Linked DNA regions of Homo sapiens: all the other regions are linked to region 1. The links are chromatin loops, found by intact Hi-C in ENCODE. Cell type or tissue: endothelial cell of umbilical vein. All regions are shown on one strand. Region 1 has its middle 10 kb from the start of BMP15. Region 2 overlaps SHROOM4 (shroom family member 4). Region 3 overlaps SHROOM4 (shroom family member 4).

Region 1 (8,000 bases):
GAAAATGTGGCACATATACACCATGGAATACTATGCAGCCATAAAAAAAGAATGAGTTCATGTCCTTCGCAGGGACATGGATGAAGCTGGACACCATCATTCTCAGCAAGGTAACACAAGAACAGAAAACCAAACACTGCATGTTCTCACTCATAAGTGGGAGTTGAACAATGAGAACACATGGACACAGGGAGGGGAACATCACACACTGAGGCCTGTTTGGGGGTGGGGGGCTAGGGGAGGGATAGCATTAGGAGAAATACCTAATGTAGATGATGGGTTGATGGGTGCAGCAAACCACCATGGCATATGTATACATATGTAACAAACCTGCACATTCTGCACATGTACCCCAGAACTTAAAGTATAATATAAAAAAAAGAAAATGTGATATATATACACAGTGGAATACTATTCAGCCATAAAAAAGAAATCTCGTCATTTGTGATAATGCAGATGAACCTGGAGGATGGAGGACATTATGCTCAGTGAAATGAGCCAGGTAAGAAAGCCAAATACTGCATGATCTCACTTACACATGGAATCTAAAAAAGGAGTTGAACTTACAGAAACAGAGAATAAAATAGTGGTTACCAGCAGCTGGGGTGGGAGGTGTTGAACAAAGAATAAAAAATTTCAGTTAGATAGCAGTAATTTTAGGAGATCTAGTCCATAACATGCTGACTATAGTTAATAGCAATACATTGTATTCTTGAAAATGCTAAGAGATTTTGTATTCTCACCACAAAAGTATTACGTGAGGTAATACATATTTTTTTTTATTTTTTTTTATTTTTCATTTTTGAGATGGAGTCTCACTCTGTCACCCAGGCTGGAGTGCAATGGCATGATCTCGGCTCACTGCAACCTCTGCCTCCCTGGTTCAAGTGATTCTCCTGCCTCGGCCTCCCAAGTAGCTGGGATTACAGGTGCGTGCCACCATGCCCGGCTAATTTTTTGTATTTTTCAGTAGAGACGGGGTTTCACCATGTGGGCCAGGCTGGTCTCAAACTCCTGACCTCATGATCCACCCGCCTCGGCCTCCCAAAGTGCTGGGATTACAGGCATGAGCCACCGCACCTGGCCGGTAACACATGTTAAATTAGCTTGATTTAGTTCTTCCACGGTGTATATTTCAAGTCATGTTGTACATGGTATATTGCATGCAACTTTGTCAATTTAAGAATAAAAACTTAAAAGTACAGAGCATTCCCATATACCTTTTTCTCCCCAACACATCTTTCAGCTTTCTCCTGTTATTAACATTTTTCACTGGTGTGGCACATTTGTTATAATTGATGAACCAGTATTGACACATTATTAACTGAAGGCCATAGTTTACATTAGTGTTCATTCTTTCAGTTGTACAGTTCTATGGGTCTTGACAAATACATAACATGAATCTATTATGGAATCATGCAGAAGAGTTTCACTGCCCTAAATATGCCCCATGCTCCACGCCTCCCTCCCAGCAAACCCATGGAAACCATTGATCTTTTATAGTTTTGCCTTTTCTCTGAATGTCATATGAACGGAACCATACAGTATATAGCCTTTTCAAACTGGCTTCTTCCATTTAGCAATATCCAGTCAAGGCTCTTCTATATCTTCTCATGGCTTGATAGCCATTTTCTTTTTATTGCTGAATTATATCCCATTGTATACATGTACCACAGTTTGTTTTTCATTTACCCATTAAAGAATATCTTGGTTACTTCCAAGTTTTGGCAATTATGAATAAATCTGCTATAAACATTTGTGCGCAGGTTTTTGTATGAACATAAGTTTAACTCAAATAAGTATCAAGAAATGTGATTGCCAGATTGTATGATGAGACTGTAGTTTTATAAAACTGCCAGACTGTCTGCCAGAGTGGCTACACCATTTTGTATTCCCACCAGCAATGAATGAGAGTTCCTGTTTCTCCATATCCTCACCATCATTTGATATCAGTATTTTGGGTTTTAGCTAGTCTAATAGGTGTGCAGTGGTACCTCATTGTTTTAATGATATATGTTGTTGAGCATCTTTTCATATGCTTATTGCCACATATATGCCTTTTTTTTGAGATGGAGTCTCACTCTGTCATGTAGGCTGGAGTGCAGTGGCATGATCTTGGCTCACTGCCACCTCCACTTCCTGGGTTCCAGTGATTCTTCTGCCTCAGCCTCCCGATTAGCTGGGACTACAGATGCGTGCCACCATGCCCGGCTAATTTTTGTATTTTTAGTAGAGACGGGGTTTCACCATATTGGCCAGGCTGGTCTTGAACTCCTGACCTCGTGATCCACCCACCTCAGCCTCCCAAAGTGCTGGGATTACAGGCGTGAGCCACTGTGCCCAGCCCATGCCTTTTATTTTTTGAGGTGTTTGTTCATATGTTTTCCCCATTTTTAATTGATTTTCTTACTGTTGAGTTTTCAGAGTTCTTTGTATATTTTAGATACAAGCCCCTTATCTAATATGTTTTGCAATTTTTTTTCAGTCTGTGGCTTATCTTTTCATATTCTTAACAGTCTTTCACACAACAGAAGCTTTAATTTTAACAAAGCCCAACTTATTTTTGCTTTTTTAGATAATGCTTTTGGTTTTGTCTCAGAAAAGTCATCACATAACTCAAAGTTATTTATATTTTCTCCTATGTTATCTTCTAGAAGTTTTATAGTTTGTGTTTGACATTTATATCTATGATCAATTTTCAATAAACTCTTATTGAAAGTATAAGGTCTTTGTCTAGATTTGTTTTTGTTCTAGCACTATTTGTTGAAAAAATTACTCTTTATCTGTTGAATTGCCTTTGCTCCTTTGTCAAAGATTAATTGACTGCATTTGTGTGGATCTATTTTTTGGGTTTTCTATTCTGTTCCATTGATCTATGTGTTTATTCTTTCCCCAATACTACAATACCTTGATTACTGTAACTTTAAAGTAAGTATTAGTCACATATCTATAGTAAACCACAGCTAACATCATAATTAATGATGAAAGACTGAATGCTTTCACTCAAGATCAAGAACAAGAAAAGAATGTCTGCTCTCACAACTTCTATTCAATGTTGTATTGGAAGTTCTAGCCAAAGCAATTAGGCAAGAATAAAAGGTATCTAGTTTGGAAAGAAAGAAAGTAAAACTATCCACATTCCCAGATGATATAAACTTGTTTACAGAAAATCCTAAGAAATCTACACAAACTATTAGATGTAATAAATGAGTTCAGCAGGTCTGCAGGGTATAAATTCAACACAAAAAAATGAATTGTATTTCTACAAATTAGTAATAAACAGTCTGATTTAACAAAATGTAGAAAACAATTCCATTTATAATATCATCAAAAATAATTTTAAAAGCTTAGGAATAAATTTAAGTAAGACATCTACTGAAAATGTTAAAACATCATTGAAAAAGTTAGAGTCCCTAAATAAAAAGATGTCTCATGTTTACAGATCAGAAGACTTAACGTCAAAATGGCAATACTATTCAAATTTGTCAGTAGATTCAATGTAGCCCCCATCAAAGAAATCCGGCTGGTATTTTTGTAGAAATTGAAGAGTTGACCCTAAAATTAATATGGAAATACAAGTGACTCAGAATAGCCAAAACAATCTTGCTAAAGAATAAAATATTTGGAAGAATCACACTTTCCAATTTTTTTGTTTTGTTTTTGTTTTTGAGACAGGGTCTCACTCCATTACCCAGGCTAAAGTGCAGTGGCATGATCTCAGCTCACTGCAACCTCTGCCTCCCAGGTTCAAGCCATTCTCATGCCTCAGCCTCCCCAGTAGCTGGGATTACAGTTGTGCGCCACCATACTCGGCTAATTTTTGTATTTTTTTTTTTAAGTAGAGACAAAGTTTCACCATGTTGTCCAGGCTGGTCTTGAACTCCTGGCCTCAAGTGATCTACCTGTCTTGGCCTCCTTAAGTGCTGAGATTACAGGTGTGAACCACCACTCCCAGCCAACACTTTCCAATTTCACAACTTACGACATATCTACAATTATAAAGACAGTATTGTCCTGGCATAATAGACATATGGATCAATGGAATAAACTTGAGAGTACAGAAATAAACTTATATTTATGGTCATTTTTTACACATGTGCCAAGACAATGGAGAAAGATTAATCTTTTCAATAAATGATGCCAGGACAACTATATAACCACATGCAAAAGAATGAAGTTGGACTTTTACCTCACACAGTATGCAAAAATTAACTAAAATAGATTTAAAACCTAAATATAACAGCTAAAACTAGAAAACACTTAGAAAAAAACATAGGCGTAAATTTTCATGACACTTGGATTATTCGATTTTTCTCCAATGATACCAGAAGCACAAGCAGCAATAGATAAAAATAGATAAACAGGGCTTCTTCCAAATTAAAAACTTTTGTGTTCAAAGAACACCATCAAGAAAGTTAAATAATCCACAGAATCAGAAAATATTTGTGTATCATAGCTCTGATAAGAGATTAATATCCAAAACATATGAAGAACTTTTACAACACAACAAGAGACAACACAATTTTAAACTGGGCAAATGGTTTGAATAGACATTTATCCAAAGATGATGTGCCAGTTGCCAATAAGCACATGAAAAGATGCTCCACATCATTAATCCTTAGGGAAATGCAAATCAAAACCACAAGGAGGCACCATTTCACTTCCACCAATATGGCTAGAATATAAAACACAGACAATAATGACTGTTGATGAGGATGTGGAGAAATTGGTACTCTCATACATTGCTGGATTATAAAAGAGTGCAGCCACTTTGGAAAATAGTTTTGCAGTTCCTTAAAATGTTAAATATACCATATGATATACCATTTCTACTCCTAGGTGTATACACAAGAGGAATGAAAATATGTGTCTACACAAAAACTTCTCATGAACATTCATGGCAAGATTATTCATAATAGTCAAAACATAGAAACTTGAACTTCCATCAGATTGATGGATAAAGGTTTGGTATATCCTACAATAGAATATTATTCAGTAACAAAAAGAAACAAAGTATGGATATATGCTATAACACAGGTGAATCTTGAAAACATACTAAAGCAGCCAGTTACAAAAACTAAATATCATGTGATTCTATTTATTTAAATGTCCATAATCCAGAGAAAAAGAAAGTAGACTAGTGGTTGTCAGGAGCTGTTGGTAAAGGTTGGGGGAATGGGGATTGACCACTAAAAGGCATGAGGTTTCTTTTGTGGTGAAATTAGATTGTGGTGATATTTACACAAGTCTGTGAATATACTAAAAACCACTGAATTGTACACCTTAAATAGTAGCTTTTATGGTAAATTACACCTCAATGAGGCAGTTTTTAGAAAATAAGACTAATACCTCCTACTTCATAGTGCTCTTGGGAGAATTAACTGAAGACATGAAATGTTTTACAAGATTAGGCCAAATAGTTTGTGTAACTGAAGTTCTGCCTGCTTCCCAACTTTGCCCAGAATTGGTTGTGACATACTACCAAGGTAAATGCAAAAGAGATCCACGATCAGACACAAGTTTAAATGCCTGCTCCTGCTCCTTTTGCACCCATACATTAAATGAAGTTCCAGCTTACTCATTGGGATTGTTGGGACTATGTGGACTTGCTTCCTACTTTCCCTTTCCAGATCAAGTAACCATTTCTCCCCACCTACATGGGCAGACAGGCCCCACCCCCACCCACGCACCCTCCTCCACTAGCAAGCATGTATTCTTCCTCTCAGAGGAAGGTTTGAGGTATAGAACTCTAACTTTGGATTTGAGAAAAAGTACTGAACTGAAGCAATATTTCAAAGGAAGAATCCATAACATCATCCTAAGTAACCCCATCCTGCCAGTGTTTTTCTTGGGTATTCTGATAACTCAGGGCTTAATGGATAATAGGGCCAATTAATCCTGAACCTTCCATAAACAGATTAAGTTTCCTATGTATTCAGCACTCACAAGGCTAGGAGATCATGACTTTCTGAAAATCCCTAAGAACAAAGATGCTGAACTCAGGATCTGGTCCTATAATCGAGGTCCATCTTCAGGCCTGTTAGATATTTGTGCCTACCCCAAGTAGGCTGGAGAAATGGCTAGACTGGAAGCCCATAGTTCCCCTCCCAGATAAATCTGCAGCATATATAATGATTACAAGAACTGCCTTACTTAACATAGCTATTACATTCTATTATAATTTAAATCATGATTTTGAAATAGTAGGATATAATAATCATCTTACTTGATACACAAACTATTTTATATTACATTGATTCCCATGGAAAAATAAAATATGTGAAAATTGAGATGTTCCATGTCAGGAAGAATGCATCACTCACAAAAAAATGTCATAATTGAGTGTTTGTATTCATTAAGGACCTACTAGATGCCAGGCTCTTATAATATAGAAAAGGGTAAGATGCAGTTGAAACTCAAAAGGGGCTCCGTGTTTTTGTAAGAATAGACATATATACTAGAGCGTATTAAAGGCAGGTATAAAGTGCTATATGAACACAGAGGGACACCTAGAGACTTGCAAAATATTCAGTCTAGCTGAAGATGGACCTTGGTTATAAGACCAGATCCTAAGTTTAGCATCTTGGATCTTAGGGATTTTCAATAAGTCATGATCTCCTAGCTTTGTGAGGTCTGAATACATAGGAAACTTAATACACACCTGAGGCTGGTATGTCAAGGGGACATTGAGAAGATGAGAAATGCCTGAGTTGATTCTTAAGGATACAGTAAAGAAGGTAGACAGGCAAACTGATGTTAAGGAATAGCTCCTCAGTCACAAGAATAAAATTTGCATTTATACACTTGCAAGATATTCAGCCTAGTTGGAACCAGCTTTTGAAGGGAGTGGTAAAAGGAGTTAGTTTACAATGAATAGGTAAGAAACGTAGGGATTTGACAAACACACATACCTACCCTAAATCAGTCCCATCCCATGAGAATTGCCATAAGACTAGTCAAGAGCAATTGGGCAGGGAAAGACTTACTGGCCCCTTAGGGGCTTCCCTAAAGGGGCACCTTGGCGAGGGCTGATGGCTAGCAGTGTTTCCTTAAGAGAGAAGAACTTCAGAGGACGCTCCAGCCCTGCCCCTCAGGGATTAGGGTTGAATTCCTAGCCATAGCTAAAGGGAACAAAGGAAATAAATTCCTTCCAATCTCTCCCAATTCTAAAAACAGTCAAGATTTTCTTCAACAGTGAAATGATTTATTTGCAACAAAACCCAGTCCCGTCATTTAAATACAGTATAGGAGTAGAAAGGAGTCACACTGCAAGCATCATTTATTTCAAGGCATCGTTCCATGTCTCCCAAAGACAACAAGCCCTTCTCCCTTAGAGACCCCGGTCCAGATCCAAACTGAACACAAGAAACAGGCAAGCCCAGAATAAAGTCAGCTCCAGGCCTTGGCAGGTTTCACCCTTATTCTGTAGTCCTTCCTTCACAGCCCTCTAATCCCCTGCACCCCCAATCAGGCCAACTCCTAGCCTCGGAGCCACCAAGGAACTTTGTAGGATAATTTACAGGGGTTTAAGTGTCACATAAGGAAAATACTCTGAACTCTATTGTTCCATAGAATACTTAAAATAACTCCCCCATTCATAATACTAATCAGCAATGACAGGTTTTCTCTTCTTCACCATAAATGCAGGTTTGAAGTAGATTATCTCAGACAGCTCCATACTCTAGTTTCCTTATGGGCTTCATTAAATGCTACTGTACTCACCTAGGACAGGAAATAATCCCAGATACTTTTCCCAGATTCAGAGGCTAAGAGGAAAAGCCCTGCTGGTTTAGAAAAACATTTCCTTCCTTCTAGTCCCTCAAAAGATTTCTATAAAGACTGTTACCTGAAAAATTTCCAGTCTGAGAAAAGTTTTAGAAGGTAATACTAACACAGAAGCAGGCAATTTATCTGATTAGCTACTAGTAGTTTCCAGGACATAGGAGGCAAGAAGAGGAGTATAAAATCCCAAGCTATTTTCACCACCCCAAATCTTATAG
Region 2 (8,000 bases), 230 kb after region 1:
TTTGAATTTGCCATTCTACTCACAGAATGTTGAACTGTAAGCCACTTTCCAGGTCTTCAGAGTCAACTCCCTTGTTATAATAATCAGAGCTCATGTTAATTGAGGACTTACTGTTCTCAGATATATACTATACTAACAACTCTGTGAGGTAGCTAGTCTTGTTATCTACATGTCACGTAGGAGGGAATTGAGACACAGATGTTAAGTAACTTCCTAAGGGTCACACAGCTAGGAAGTAGCAGAGCCAGGATTCAAACTTACGTTTGTCAGACTTCAAAGCCTGCCCAAAGATAGGAAAGAGCTTACCAAAGGTCATTTTGATGGAGCCTAGCTCTTCTGGCTCTAATTTGTCTGCACGTTTTGGTAGGCCACGCTGCTGCTTTAGCCACATAGTAGGGTTCATTCCAAGCATCAGTTTCGTATTTAGAAGTTCTAGTCTTCCCAGTTGGACTGCTCATTCCTCCAGTCAGGGATTGCATTATTTCCATGTTGCCTCCTTCCTCAAAGGTTTGCCCAAGCTTTGCCTTCAGTAAATAATGACCTGTGATCAGCTCCTGAGCTACTCCCAGGAGCTGCCTGGAGCCATTCCCCAGTACTACTTGTGGCTCCAGGGTTGGAAGAAACAAGTAGAATTTTGGGGAGAAAGTCATCTCACTACCTGCTTTCTGTTTTGTTCTCTGCAACACAGATTGAAGATGGAGGCAAGGCAGCTTTGTCCCAGAAGATGAGGACTGGTGATGAGCTGGTGAATATCAATGGCACTCCATTATATGGCTCCCGCCAAGAGGCCCTCATTCTCATCAAAGGCTCCTTCCGGATTCTCAAGCTGATTGTCAGGAGGTAAGGTACAGGGAGATTCTCCGTAAGGTGCAGAGGCCACTGAAACTTGGTTGGTAATAAAGCTCAATAGAGTCATGTCTCTATCAATATTATAAAGGAAAGAGGTGTTTCACTTGAATAGAATTTTGCAGACAACTGAAGCAGAATAGCACAGGAGAAAGAGCCTTTGGTTCAAATCCTGGCACTGCCACATAGACACATAATCTTGGATATATTTATTAGTCCTCTGCAAGACTGTTTCCTTATTTGCTATAAAGAGGACTAAATTACTCATTATATACCAAAGGGCTACCTAATCCAGTGTTTTTCAATCTCCTTCTTTATAATACACTATCATTCCTGAACCACATATCAATGGAGACTTAAAGAGCCCCTACTACAGCCATGGAGGCTGTAGCAAACTCTTAGAAACCCTTTCCTTGAGGATTGCACAGTCTAGCAGGGGACAAAATATACACATGTGACTAAGTAGCAGTATATTTTTAAAGAAGGCAATAAAGCCTTGTGTGTGATTATCAAATGGATTGTTCAGACAAAAATTGCTGTTAGAGAAAGAGATCACTGCAGAAGGTATTGATAGGGTAAGACTTCATAGAGGAAGTGGAATTTAAGCTAAAGGGTGAGTATAATTTGAAAAATAAACCATCAGAAGAGGAAGACATTGCAGGTAAGTGCAGTGGCATAAGCAGAAGGAAGGGAAGGACATATTTGGGCACAGTCATTCTGCTACCACCAAAAGCATCTGCCTATTGGTGAACTTTCCACATGGCTTTTCTTTCATTTTGCTGCTGCGCCTTTGCTTTGTATTATTGGAGCTCAGCCTTCTCCCTTTCTATTGTTTTTTTTTTTCTTTATCGTATATACACACCTAAGTTTTTCCATCTTGCATCTTCCCACAATCTCACTTCTCCCTCTGGCTCCTGCCCCGTCTTTCTCCTTTTGTTCATACTCAGTCTCAAAGGAAGAGTCTATAGTCACTATCTCCACTTCTCCACCTGCCATTTAGCTTTCCACCCTCTGCAGCCAGAATTTGACCCTCAGAACTCCACTGAAACTACTCTGTCAAAAGCTACAAATTATTGCCTAATTGTCAAAGTCAATGGGTTATTTTTCATATTCATCATATATGGCATTTAACATTATAGCTCTAGATTTTGCCCCCACCTTCCTTTATGAAACTCAATACCAAAAATCTCACACAGCAACTCAATAGCAAAAAAAAAAAAAAAAAAAAAAAAAAAATCCAACTTAAAAATGGGCAAAGACCTGAATAGACATTTCTTAAAAGAAGACACACAAATGGCCAACAGGCATATGAAAAAATGCTCAACATCACTAATCTTCAGGGAAATTAAAAACCACAATGAGATATTATCTCACTCCAGTTAAAATGGTTTTTATTAAAAAAAAAAAAACAGATGCTGGTAAGGATGTGGGAAAATGGGGAATCCTGGTACACTGTTGGTAGGAGTGTGAAATAGTACAGCCACCATAGAAAACAGTATGGAGGTTTAGCAAAAAACTGAAAATAGAATTATCATATGACCTAGCAGTCCCCTGCTGGGTACATATTCAGAAGAAAGGAAATCATATAAAAGAGATATCTGCACCCCCATGTTTATTGCAGCACTATTCACAATAAACAAGATATGGAATCAACCTAATCCATCAGTAGATGAATGGATAAGGAAAATGGGGAATATATATACAATGGAATACGATTCAGCCATAAAAAGAATGAAATCCTGTCATTTACAGCAACGCAGATGTAACTGGAGGTCATTAAGTAAAATAAGGCAGGCCCAGAAAGACAAATATTACATGTTCTCACTCATATGTAAAGGCTGAAAAGAGGGATCTCATGGAGATAGAGAGTAGACTGGTGGTTGCTAGAGGCTGGGAAGTGGGGAGGTTGAAGAGAGGTTGATGATGGGTATAAAAATACAGTTAGATAGAATGAATAAGATCTAGTGTTCAATAGTTTGGTAGGGTAACTATAGTTAACAATCTATTGTATATTTCAAAATAGCTAGTAGAGAAGAATTCATATGTTCTCAACATAAAGAAAAGATAAATGTTTGAAGTGATGGATATCCCAATTTTCCTAATTTCATTATTACACATTATATGTATGTATCAGAATGATACATGTACCCCCAAAATATGTATAACTGTTACGTGTTAATAAAAAAAAAAAAAGCTCTTACTTTTTTTTTTTTTGAAATGGAGTTTTGCTCTGTCGCCCAGGCTGGAGTGCAGTGGCATGATCTCGGCTAACTGCAACCTCCGCCTCCCAGGTTCAAACAATTCCCCTGCCTCAGCCTGCTGAGTAACTGGATTACAGGCATGTACCACCATGCCTGGCTAATTTTTGTATTTTTAGTAGAGACGGAGTTTCACCATGTTGGCCAGGCTGGTTGCGAACTTCGGACCTCAAGTGATCCCCCTGCCGCAGCCTCCCAAAGTGCTGGGATTACAGGCATAAGGCACTGCGCCCGGCCAAACCTCTTACTTTCAAGATAGTCAGTTTCCTTGTTATTTTCCTACATCCCTGTCCATTTTTTAAAAACCAGGCTCTTTACTACCTGCTCTTCCTCTGACCATTCCTTAAATGTTGGTGTTTCCCATAGTTCCACCATTTTTAACTTAATGTACCCTGGAAAATCTCACCCAGCCCTATAGCTTCAATTTATTTTCTATATCTCCTATGCTCCAGACCATATAACCAACTTCCTATTAGACATTTATACTTAAATGTGTCAGAGATATTGCAAACACAACATGCCCCAAACCTAACACATCATCATCTTCTCCCAAGATCGCTATCTATGACCAGGACCACTATGTATGTACTCAGCCAACCAAGTCAGAAACACAGAAGCCATCTTTAATTATTCCATTATCCTCATGTTCTATATCCAAATGATTTATCCTGAAGAGAGAATATTTAAGGAGAAAGGCTTTGGACCTAGGAAGAATGAGGTTATGTAGGATCCCACTGACTTCTATTACCTGCTGGTACCTAAGATTAATCCATACCTGCCCATGTACATGGATAGGAGGTGACATGTTAAGTAATGCCTTATATAATAGATACATTATCACTGATTAAATCTTGGATTGGTCAAGATTTAGGTCTTAAATAAGGCTTCTTGGAGGGGTAATTTGGTGAATTTGGAAGCGTTTTTGTTTTGGAGTTAGATATTCCCATGTTTGCAACTTCCTAGGTCTCTTATATGACAAATAATAATTCCTATATAATGGCATTATTGTGATGATTAAATAAGATAATTTATGTAAAATGACTGTCACATAATGGGTTGTCAGTGAATTTCATTCCCATTTGTTTCCTTAGGGTCTAAAAGAAGCATAATTGGAATAAACAAACATTGTTAAATTGGGAGAGCATCAGAATGGTGGTGTGCTTTGCAGCCTAACCTGCAGAGAATGATGTGCTAAGGAATCATTAGGGGTGGCAATGATCTGAATAAGAAATAAAGGCCCCTGTGAGATGCTGGTTGTACAGAGACACCAGCAACTTAGAGGGAGTGTGAACACTATCTAGAGTGTCTTCTGAGCCAGTCACAAGAATGAGAGTGTTCAGGTGTTTCACCCACTCATCTCGCCAGGGTGAGTTCCATGTCCTCTTTCCTCATACTGTAGCAACATCTGCCACTATCAGTCACTTAGGAGTGGCTATAATTATGGGCTTGGACTAGCAGGGCCCTTTGGTTTTCATGGTGTGGCAGGTCCTATGGCTCCCGGAACCTGTATTTTCTACCCTTTTAGCCTCCCCATCTCAGCCCCTATTGGTGAAGGCTTACAATGACATAATTTATTAGGTGATGCTGCCCTCTTGTGGAAAACTTAACCTTCACATGTGGACTACCTTGGGCACGGTATAGGAAATTAATTCCCTCTCGTTCAGTCCAAATTTTTCGTCAACTTTATGAAAGAGCTCTTAACACGTAAAAGAAGTGTGATTACCCTAAAATTTGTGAATATTCAGCCTAGTGTTTTATACAGGTAGAAAGACTTTGGTTTGAGTAAACAATCAGCTGACAAAGATCCAACACTTAGCTTTAGGTCTGGGCTTGAGTCCTTTTGGGATGAATATAAACAGAAGGAACTTTAGAACATGGCCAATTCTGAAAAGCCAACCCAGCTCTTCTTCCTATATTGCTGTCTAGATAATGGTCAGCTAAATCAGAAATGTAGGTGTCACCCTCAACTCCTCTCTCACCCAATTCAATTAATTCCAAGTCTACATAGACCTCTTGGTTGCCTTTGTCTTAATCCAGCCACTCATGATTTCTCACCTGGACTATTCTAAGAGCCTTCCCACTGGCTTCTCAGCTTTCAGTCTCACTTTTTCCTAATCAATCCATTCTCCAAATAGGTATTTGAGCATGTCACTTCTCTATTAGGAAAAAAAAATCAGGAACAATGACCACACAACCATGTTGATCCCAAGATATTCATTTTATATTGATTGATGATACAAACCGTATTGAAGATATTATATTTATGAACCATTTTTTTTTTGCAAAAAACATGGCATCCAAATATATAAAGAAAAAACTGTCAGCTATACAAAAAGTGATAGAAACTTCTGTATGGGAGAGTTTAACATAATTTAATTGACAATAAAGTAGACCAAAATAAAGTACTTAGAAGATTTGAAAAACAATTCATTAGATCCAATTAATACATTTTGAAAATTGTTTATAGACTGCATATTGTCTCTTCAAATATTGAGATAATATTTTTAAATGATCATATGTATGTCACAAAGAAAAGCTTTGCAAACTCTTTTTTTGAGATAGAGTCTTGCTTTGTTGCCCAGGCTAGAGTGCAGTGGCACGATCTTGGCTCACTATAACCTCCGCCTCCTGGGTTCAAGCAATTCTCCTGCCTCAGCCTCCCAAGTAGCTGGGACTACAGGCGTGCACCACCACACCCAGATAATTTTTGCATTTTTAGTAGAGACAGGGCTTCACCATGTTGGCCAGGCTGGTCTTGAACTCCTGACCTCAAGTGATCTGCCCGCCTTGGCCTCCCAAAGTGCTGGGATTACAGGCATGAGCCACCAAGCCCAGCCTACACACGCTTAAGAGTAGAAATATCTGATGATAATGTACAATGTTTACAATTTAAAAACAAATTTTAAAGTCTTCAATTACTTGAATATTTTAGATCACATTTATATGTGAATATTAGCACAAAGAAACACTAGCAGACTAACAAACAATAATAAAAATGAGATCATGACTTACCAAAACTTTGAGAATATTCAGAAGTAAATTCATAACCTTAAATATTTTATTATTAAAAATGAAGAATGAAATTAAATGACTAATAATTCAATATAATATGAAACCAAGGACTAGGTTTCTTTTCAGAGGGATGAATTAAATAGATAAGCCTTTAGCAAATTTAATCAAGAAAACAAAGATGAATTACCAATAAAATTTAAATGACAAATGGAATACAACAACAAAGAAAGATTTTTTAAATTAAAGGCGCACTACTATAATTGTACCTTAATATATTTGAAAATCTCAGAGAACTTAAAAATATCTAATAAAATATTAAATGCCAGAAATTATTGAGAAGTTGAAAACTAAATGGACATGTAACAGTAGAAACTTCGAAAACAATTATCAAAGAGAAACTTCCAAAAATACTTTAGGGACATCTAAAAATACTTTAGGGCTTTAAGGGACAGATATTTTTATCTGTGAATTCCTTCAAATTTTCTAGAAATAGCCACGTTTAATTCTATAAGTATGTTATAGTATTGAAAATGTTGCAGAATTATTCACATTGTTTTTGAAGCTAGCATTACTCTGATACCAAAACCTGACAGACTGCTCTAAGAAAGAATATTCTATCCAATTTGTGAATTTAGATGCAAAATATATACATGGAATTCTATGAAATCTAATTCAATAGTATAGGACAGTAACAATTCATTACAAGTATTAAAATAATTTTTAAAAGGCAAAATTTTGATTCTTACGTAGACAAAAAATGAACATGTTAAAGATTGTATTTCACTCATTAATGAGGAAAACGTAAAGTGTTACAACCAGTTCAAAGGAGAAGTCAAAGAGTAACAAATTTAAAGGTAACAATAGACCACAGTAATCAATTAGAAGCTATATGGAGAAATTTATGTCATTCGTAATGGGAACAAACTCATAAGCAATCAGGAATGCCCTTAAGAAATATGCATGAAAGAAAGAGGTTGTGTATGGAGGAAATTACAAAAATGTACAGACAGAGAAAATGAACACAAGTAATTTTTGATGATGTGGGTAAAGTCTTAGGGTACTGTATTACTTTTTCTTACAAAAAGGCAAGATACAATTGAATGTACAGTATATTGACATATTCTGGTTTAGCCATGCTCTCCATAGACAACTTCCGAACCATCATTCCTCCACCCTCATGTAAGATTCCCTTCATTTTTGAAGCTCAGACAAGCAGGGATTATCACTCTCATTTCCTTACCAATGTCATTTATCAGCCTCCAGGTTATTCTTTCACTTCCATTTTTTAATTTATTTTAACTGATACATAGTACGTATTTATGGGGTACATAGTGGTTTTCCAATGTGCAATGTATAGTGATCAGATCACAGTAATTAGCATATCTATTATCTCAAACATTTATCATTTCTTTATGTTGGGAACATTCAATATCCTTTCTTCTAGTTATTTGAAAATATATAATACATTAATCTTAATGCTGGTCCAGGATCTAGATACCAGGTTCATATAATAAAAACTAGATTTTTTGCTTTTTGATCAGTGTACCCAAAATTGATCAGTTATTTAAAAACAGTCTTTCAAATATCCATAATCATAATAAACTGAATGGAATGTCATATGCCAATTTAAGTGACCACGAAAAATATAACTATCAAGAAAACCAGTTACTCATAGTTCCTACTTCCCTACATGAGGATGTGTAAAAAAAAAAACTCCTGAGTCCTTCCTATGTGTCATAGAGTGTACTAGGTGCTGAGAACGCAACAATGAACAAGCAGCCCCTGTCCTCATGGTTCTAGTCTAAGGGTCATTTTTTTTCCTCTATAGAGCCAAATAAATATTTTAGGCTTTTTGTGTCACACAGTCTGCCACAACTCAATTTT
Region 3 (8,000 bases), 170 kb after region 1:
CATCTTCTAGTGGCCCATTTTAGGACAACCTTAATCAAGCTATGGTTAGAGAACTTTTATTAAATGCCCAGCACTGTACTACTTTCTAGCATTTCCCACTCTGATCGTTTGCTTGAGGATGATGAAGGATGATAAATATTATAAATAAGATTGCTTCCCATATAGGTCTTAAAATCAGCTGAGGTCAATGCAGATCTACTGCTAGAAATGATTTGGAATTTTGGCTGCTTCAGGAGAAGCATAGCAGCAGAAACAGGAGATCATTGAACATTTTAAGAAGGAGGCTACCCGCAAATTCAGAAGTTCATCCCTTTAGGAAGGGTCTGTCATAATAGTAGGAAGGGACCAGGCACAGTGGCTCACGCCTGTAATCCCAGCACTTTGGGAGGCCGAGGCGAGTGGATCACCTGAGGTCAGGAGTTCGAGAGCAGCCCGGCCAACATGGTGAAACCCCATCTCTACTAAAAATACAAAAATTAGCCAGGTGTGGTGGCAGTCGCCTGTAATCCCAGCTACTCGGGGGAGGCTGAGGCATGAGAATCACTTGAACCCAGGCGGCGAAGGTTGCAGTGAGCTGAGATTGCGCCACAGCACTCCAGCCTGGGCAACAGAGTGAGACTCCGTATCAAAAAAATAATAGGAGTAAGGATTCCTGACTGAAGCCCTTTGGACACTTCCTGCTGGAAACGCATGGGCCTTTAGTAACTGATGTTGGCCAGGTGAGCTGGCACATATGGCATTCTTTTGTGGTCTCAGGATTTCATGGTAAGAAGATCTGGGCATAGCTTATAGCAAAGACCTCTATATCAATCATTCCATTCCTAGAAGTGCCACCTGGAAGAGGCCAAGATAATGAGATGTCTGTCCTCTTGTGTTGGTGGCTATGGTCAAGTTGAGGTCCTCAAGAAGCTTCCCTGTTGTCCAATTCCAGTTCACTGTGGCTTTGGTAACCCTCAAGAGAGAGATAGTAGATGGAGGTCTTCTAAAAACCAGATTTCTAGTGGCAAGCGCACAGCCCAGTCTGCGGTCATCAGTGGAAGCCAGTTCAGGGTATCAGCAGTTGGTAAGCTTGCTGAACATGCCATTTTAGAGAGAATCTCTCCATAGCAAGAATATGAAGAAATTGATTCACCACTTTCTCATACATCTTATGCCCTAGCCAACCCATACCTGACAAACTATCTTTCTTAAATATCCCAAGATCTTCCCTACCTCTTTTTCTTTGCACATGTTGTACCCTTTGCTAGAATGTACCCTTCCTCTTTCTACATGGTGAACTCTCATCTATTTTTTAAGGTCTAGCTCAAATGATATATTCTCTGTATAACCTTTCCTTCATTCCATCCCTACTACTTCTGTGGTTCTACAGCCTGTTGTATAGATCTCTATCCTCCCATTGCTCTATACAGGGAGTAAATTATCTATGAAGATATCTCTCTACTACTAAACTGTGACCCTTTTAAAGGTGGTAATTGTTTCTAACTTCTCTCTGTTATCTCCATTAGTCAGAACAAAGCCCGGCATATAATAAGATGAACCAGGGAAATGCTGATGAGTGAGTGACTGACTTATTTATTCTGATATGGCTAGGGTTAGATTCTTTAGATTCCATCATCATTAGGCTTTATTTGGTATCATATTTTATAAGTGTGTATTTCAGTGGCCTCTTCTCTTTTTATTTGTATTGTTTTTTGACACAGGATCTCACTGTGGCACCCACGCTGAAGTGCAATGGTGTGATCACGGCTCACTGCAGCCTCCATCTCCTGGGCTCAAGCAATCCTCCCACCTCAGCCTCCCCAGTAGTTGGGACTACAGGTGTGCACCACCATACTCAGCTATTTTTTTGGATTTTTTGTAGAGGTGGGGTTTCACCATGTTGCCCGGGCTGGTCTTGAACTGCAGAGCTCAAGCAATCCACCAGCCTTGGCCTCCCAAAGTGCTGGGATTACAGGTGTGAGCCACTGGGCCCAGCATCTTTAATGAAATGGCTAAACTTTTTGACTATGTTTATTTGTTTCTTTGAATAAAAGGTACATTTGTAGTCTTTAATTGGTCCAATATACAGATTCCAGTGGAACAGCAATGGCTCCCTCTTGTGAGGCAGTCTCAGAATTTCTCCTATAATTTCTTTGGAGATGTGTGGATAAGGTCCTCTTAGGAGAGTTAATTCTAATGGTCTGAATACTTTGGCTCCTAAGTATGGGGGACCAACTAGTTCTTTCTTGGAAAGTTTTAAGAACATCACTTGACAAGAGTAAAGAAGCCATCCCGGGAGTCTTAATCAGCACAAAATCTGAACTTCCTGGAGTTGGAAGGGTTCCTGGAGGTCATCTTTACAACTGAATCTCACACAGCAACTCATGTCAGTTTTGAGTTGCTCTCTCTCTCTTAGAGTTTTATGTTTTTTAGTAGATTATTCCTTTTAAGAAACTAAAATCTCCCTCCAGCTGATCTAGGTCCTAGCCTTTGGAACCACACAAAACAGTATGTACCTTCTTGATAACTAATTGCCCTTTAGGTAGTTAAAAGACAATGTTAGGTTTCTCATGATATTTTCTACATTCAGTTTTTCCAACATGTATGAACACCTCCCTAGTGCCAGGCATCCTGGTCTAATCTTCTCCAAGTCTCTCAACTGTTCCCCATATGTCAGTTTTCCAATCCTCTGAACCACTTCTTGTAGATCATTTCCACCTTGTCACTGGCTCTGAAGTTTATAATTTTTACATGTTATCTTTGTTAAATGTTTTCCATTGTTCCAGCCAGCCTCGATCTTTCAGGATACTATCATATATGGGACCTACTCTATCCTAGGAGAGTCTCCTCTTTCAGTTCATCAGTATAAGCTTCCAGTTTTGACACTTTAGAATAAAGCAGTACTTTTCAGGCAACAGCATGGAATAGTTGAACTAGATGGCACCAGATCTGCGTTCAATTCATTTAACCTCTTTGAGGCTAAAATGGTGCTAATAATCCTTCCTTTATAGGGTAATACCCATGATTCATGAGATACTGTCTGTAAAGCATTAAGCACTGTATCTGAGCACTTAGTGGGTACACCACAGAAATTAATGTTCCCCCCTTCTCCTCCTGCCAGTCTTGCCCTGCCCACCACTGCCCTCTACTGAGGAGAGTCAGTAACTGCTTTAAACTTGAATTCTTTCTTGTTTGAGCCAAGTAGCCCTATTCCATTTAATCTCTTTGTAGCCTTTTAATGAATGACAAACCTGCATGAGATGCAGCACAAACTGGAAGATGGCATACTGGCCTCAATTTTGTAAGATAGCCCTTGTAAAAATATTGCAGTAAGCATCTTCGCCAATTTCTGACACAGCATAACTGAGTTAGAGTTCTACATTCCATGGATAGCTATTTGTCAGAACTTTTTTTTAATATTACAAGATTCCAAGGTGCTAAACACAGATGCTTGGAATGTAATCCAGCATTTGTGGTTCGCTGTCATGTAAACAGTCAAAGTCACAGCCTGATTCTGAATTCATTCATGGGTTTTCTGGATATTTCCCATGCTCTTTTTGAAGAGGGGCATTTATGTGAATTAGCACTTTTAATTCGTCTGACAGAGTGATATAGGCTTGTATAAAAGCAATAAAAATACAGGGTCCCAGGTGGCATTTATTGCCACACAGATGAAAAGCCATATAGTTGGAATTCTCCTCTTATGAGAGGCTTTTGGGATGTGGAGGGAAATCCCTAAGCTTAGCAATCTGACATTATAGTACAGTGGATAGAGGGTAACCTAAGTGTCAGATCTGAGTTTCAGTTTCTCCTGTGCTAGTCACTATGAATATGATCTGGGACAAGTCCTTTCACCTCCTTTTACCTCAGCTTTCCCTTGTGTACAATGGGAAAAAATTGTACCAACTTTGTGGATTGGTTGTATTATAAATGAGATTAACAATTCTATACCACCTAGCCCAGTGCTTGATATATGGTAGGCAAGCAATAAATCATTGCTCTTAGGATCAGTTCTAGTTGATAACAGCTAAGCCTGCTGGAGTTGCCATATCATTTTCCTCTTGAAGAGTGAAAGAAGTAATAGCATGTGTATAGTTTGGGGATTCAATTCCTGGGTCTCTGTAGAAACTGGACCACCCTGAGTCCCTCAGACTGTGCTGGGAGTTTATAATCATTCATGTGAAGGACAATGGGAAAACATTGGGTTGCTTAATAGCCCTTGCTGGTACCTAAGCAAAGACAGTGAGAAGAACCCTGGTGACTTCTCAACCCTTCTCCACTGTAAGGGAAGAATCCTAAGGCTTTTCTTACACTGTAGCCTATAACTCCTTAAATGCAAGGACTTGAATTTACCAACTCAAACAGGAGTGAAATGCTGTTGCCTTTTTTGGAGGTCTGGAAACATATACTTGGGAATCTGGTGAGCTGGTTACTAAAACTCCCTTTGCAGAGATGGCGGTGGCTGGATTCTTTGTTTTCTCTTGAGTAATTTTGACCTAGAGGCAAAAAGAAAATCTCTAAAAATGTTCTGCTCATAAGAAAAGAGCAATTGGGCTGAGGGTGGTCCCCTGGTAAAAGAGAAACTTCACCACCAATCAGCTTTGTAAATTAAAAACAGGTGCAAAAACTAATCTATAGTGACAGAAGCTAATTAATGGTTACCAGAGGGAGGGGGACAGAGAAAACTGGGTGGCAATACAAAGGGCACAAGAAATCTTTTGGGATTAATGGGTAAGTTCACCATCTTGATTATAGTAATAGAAGGTACATATGTCAAAGATAATCAAATTGTATACTTTAAATATGTGCAGTTTAATGTATATCAACTATACATTAATAAATCTGTTAATTCAAACAAATCCAGTGTATATAACACCTAGTACATAGTAGGTGTGTGCTAAACATGTGTTGAATTAACAATTGTGACAGACCAACTTCTAGTGTGAAGAGCTCAACAAACCCTCTCACCAGTAAAACAACCATTAAAATGGTAGAAGATGATGTAAAACAACCATTCAAAGTATCTGGAAACTGGCTCAAGGTCATGCAACAAATTGAGAATCACTTATTTAAGAAAAATCTATGGAACCTTGGTAAGAACAATTGGCATTTGAGCAAGGAACTGCTTCCATTCCTCCTCCCAACTTTATGTTGCAGAAGATTTATTCCAGGTGAGTACAACCGAGAAAACAGGGGGTCTCTTTCTTACCAGCTGTTGATTATAGAGCTATAGTTTCATTCCAGAATGATCAGGCTGCTAGTGACTCTCATTCTTCCATCTCCAGTTCTCTGTTGTACAAGATTTATTCTTGGCCACAAAAAACAAGAAGATTGGGGGTTCCCATTCCGTGCTCAGTTCCCACTCTTAAGATGAAGGCACTACCCTAGACAGTTGCAGCAAACTGTGAATGGCAGTTGGAGAAGACCAGGGCTCCTATTTCCCCACTCCCAAGTCGAGGGCCCAGTTTTTTTTTTGTTTTTTTGTTTTTGTCAGACAAGGACTTCAGGGGGCTCATAGAGCAGAGATGTCACTGTAGAAGAAGCAGGCTGCCATATCATTCTCTCCTCATCCAGCTCCAAATAGTAACATAGCCTATGGGGACTGACTGACTTTAGAACAGAGCATGAAGGAATTCATGCCTAAAGTTATTGTTGAAAACAGCAGAGATTATAGTAGTGAATATTAGAGAATTACATATTAGTAGCAGCTAGAAGAAAAAAGACCAGCCAGACATTTCAGAGAGAGACCTGTGGAAAGAGTTTAAAAATGCCCTGCTAAGATCACATTTGTCTATTGGTCTGGAAGGCTGTACACACACACTAGGCTAAACCTGTGTGGGAGCTACCAGAGATATGATATTTATGAGCTGCTAAACCCTATTTGAATGCAGGATAAAATTAAAGACTTCCTGAAGTATGAAAGCATTCCCCAATCCATACAAAGATACATTGGCAAAAGATAGAAGCTTTACTGGATCTAGGAACTTAAGAAAAACCTGTGACCTTTTGATATAAGATGACTCCTAGAAAGCCAGACTTAAAAGTAAAACAAGAAGAGAAATGAACATGACATCAGAGACTGTACACTACAGATGAAATAGACTTCAGAGAGAATTAGTCCAGGCAAGACACTGAAGAGAAATAGAGAAAAAGCAGAAACAAAAACAAAGCCCAGGTTATGGGGGTGGGATAGGTAAACAGAATTCAGAGTTACTACAATACATTATTTAAAATGTCAAATTTTCAACAAAAATTATGAGCATTGCCAAAAAATAAGTTAAGTGTGACCATGGACAGGAAATAGGCAATATAAATCACCTTTGAGGGAGCTCAGATGTTGTACGTGACAGACAAGGACTTTAAAGCAGCTATTATAAATATATCCAAAAAACTAAAGAAAACTGTGTTTTATGAACTAAAGGAAAGTGTGATGATAACAACTCATCAAATAAAGAATATCAATGAAGTGATAGAACTTATTTTTTAAAAAGAACCACATGCAAATTCTGGACTTGAAAATAAAATAAGCAAAACAAAAATTCTTAAGGCCAACAATATTTTATATCATGGCAGAAGAGGCAGAAGAGAGATTACTGAAGCAGAAGACAGATTAATAGAGAAAGAAAAACAGAAGGAAGAAAAATGAACAGAGCTTCATATATGTGTGGGAAACAAACATATCAACATATATGTAATGAGAGTACCAGAAGGGGAGAAGAGAAAAAGGCAGAAATGTAGTCACAGAAATTATGGCTTAAAATCCCCAAATATGATGAAAGACATTAATCTAAACATCAAAGAAGATCAGTGAGCTCCAAGTAAGATAAACTCAAACAGATCCATACCTAGACATATCATAGTCAAAATGCTGAAATTCAAAGCCAAAGGGAAAATCCTGAAAGCAGCCAGAGGAAAATGACTTATCACATACAAAGGAATCACAGTAATTTCAACAGCTGACTTCTCATCAGAAAAAGTGGGTAACAGGAGACAAGGGGAGGACATACTCGAAGTCGTAAAGAAAAAAAATCAACCAATATGTCTGTATCTGGAAAAACTAATCGTCAAAAATGTAGGCGAAATAAAGATGTTTCCAGATAAACAAAGATTAGGAGAATGTGTTGCTAGCACCTGCCTTATGAGAAAAACGGAAAGAAATATTTCAGGCAGTCTGGGGGCAGTAACTCGTGCCTGTAATCCCAGCACTTTGGGAGGCCAAGGCAAGAAGATCGCTTGAGCCCAGGAGTTCCAGACCAGCCTGGGCAACATAGTGGGCCCCATCTCTACAAAAAATTTTAAAATTAGCGGGGTGTAGTGGCACGTGCCTATAGTCTGAGCTACTCAGGAAGCTGAGGTGGGGTGTGGGGGTCGCTTGAGCCCGGGTTAAGGCTGCAGTGAGCCATGATCACACCACTGCACTCTAGCCTGGGTGATAGAGTGAGGCCCTGTCTCAAAAACATAAATAAATAAAAAGAAATCCTTCAAGCTGAAAGAAAGTGACAACAGACAATAATTTGAATCCATAAAGAGCCCTGGTAAAGGTAATTGTGTAGTGATTAAGACAGTGTAATTACATATTCCTTCTCCCTCTTCTCTTAGTTGATTTGAAAAACAAAACCATACTGAAGCAGCAGTGAACACAACTAGTGCCCAGAACTTGGATTCTAATACCATTTTTCAATGAAAGGAACCAGGGATCCTTGAAAAAATGGCTGGTTCTAGGACTGGATCAGGAACTACATGAGTCTGGAGAATCTCGTAGTGCCAGGAAGTAAGGAAGTACTAAAGTGCACACACACACACACACACACACACACACTACTGAATGGGTTATGTCAAAAGGACACTGGAGTCAATTGAAAGAGGTCCCAATGGCCAAAGCTGGAACAACTTGAGAAAAAAAGTAAATCAATAAAGTACTAATAGATTATAATCCAAGATATTTATTTTATGTCCATGAGTCCATATGGGTTAAATAAATAAATGGGGAGAACCATACAAACATTTTATGCAGAAGAATT

Evidence for each region. Hi-C counts contacts between places; a loop is a spot of excess contacts. Peaks named below come from ENCODE experiments on the same cell type or tissue, not always from the same donor. Only the 100,000 strongest peaks of a DNase experiment are listed, where the experiment ranks them.
Region 2: it touches region 1 in a loop (14-fold over the local background); 23 of 110 quality-filtered maps call a loop at or near these places.
Region 3: a loop joins it to region 1, with 12 times the contacts of the local background. A loop is called at or near these places in 12 of 110 quality-filtered maps.

What each region holds. Positions count from the first base shown.
Region 1 is chrX:50,916,986-50,924,985 of GRCh38, reverse strand. No RefSeq gene overlaps it. Among named protein-coding and RNA genes, the nearest start is that of BMP15, 10 kb to the right of the region's middle. In endothelial cell of umbilical vein, no CTCF peak of the experiment used is centred here; a DNase peak (open chromatin) is centred at 4,655.
Region 2 is chrX:50,688,626-50,696,625 of GRCh38, reverse strand. SHROOM4 (shroom family member 4) reads left to right here. Exons shown (of 9, transcript NM_020717.5): 2 at 689-840. Among named protein-coding and RNA genes, the nearest start is that of SHROOM4, 120 kb to the left of the region's middle. In endothelial cell of umbilical vein, a CTCF peak has its summit at 4,665 (motif pointing left); no DNase peak of the experiment used is centred here; H3K27ac peaks cover 46 bases.
Region 3 is chrX:50,742,905-50,750,904 of GRCh38, reverse strand. All of the region lies in intron 1 of SHROOM4 (shroom family member 4), which reads left to right. Among named protein-coding and RNA genes, the nearest start is that of SHROOM4, 67 kb to the left of the region's middle. In endothelial cell of umbilical vein, CTCF peaks have their summits at 2,104 and 3,124 (motif pointing left); a DNase peak (open chromatin) is centred at 2,094.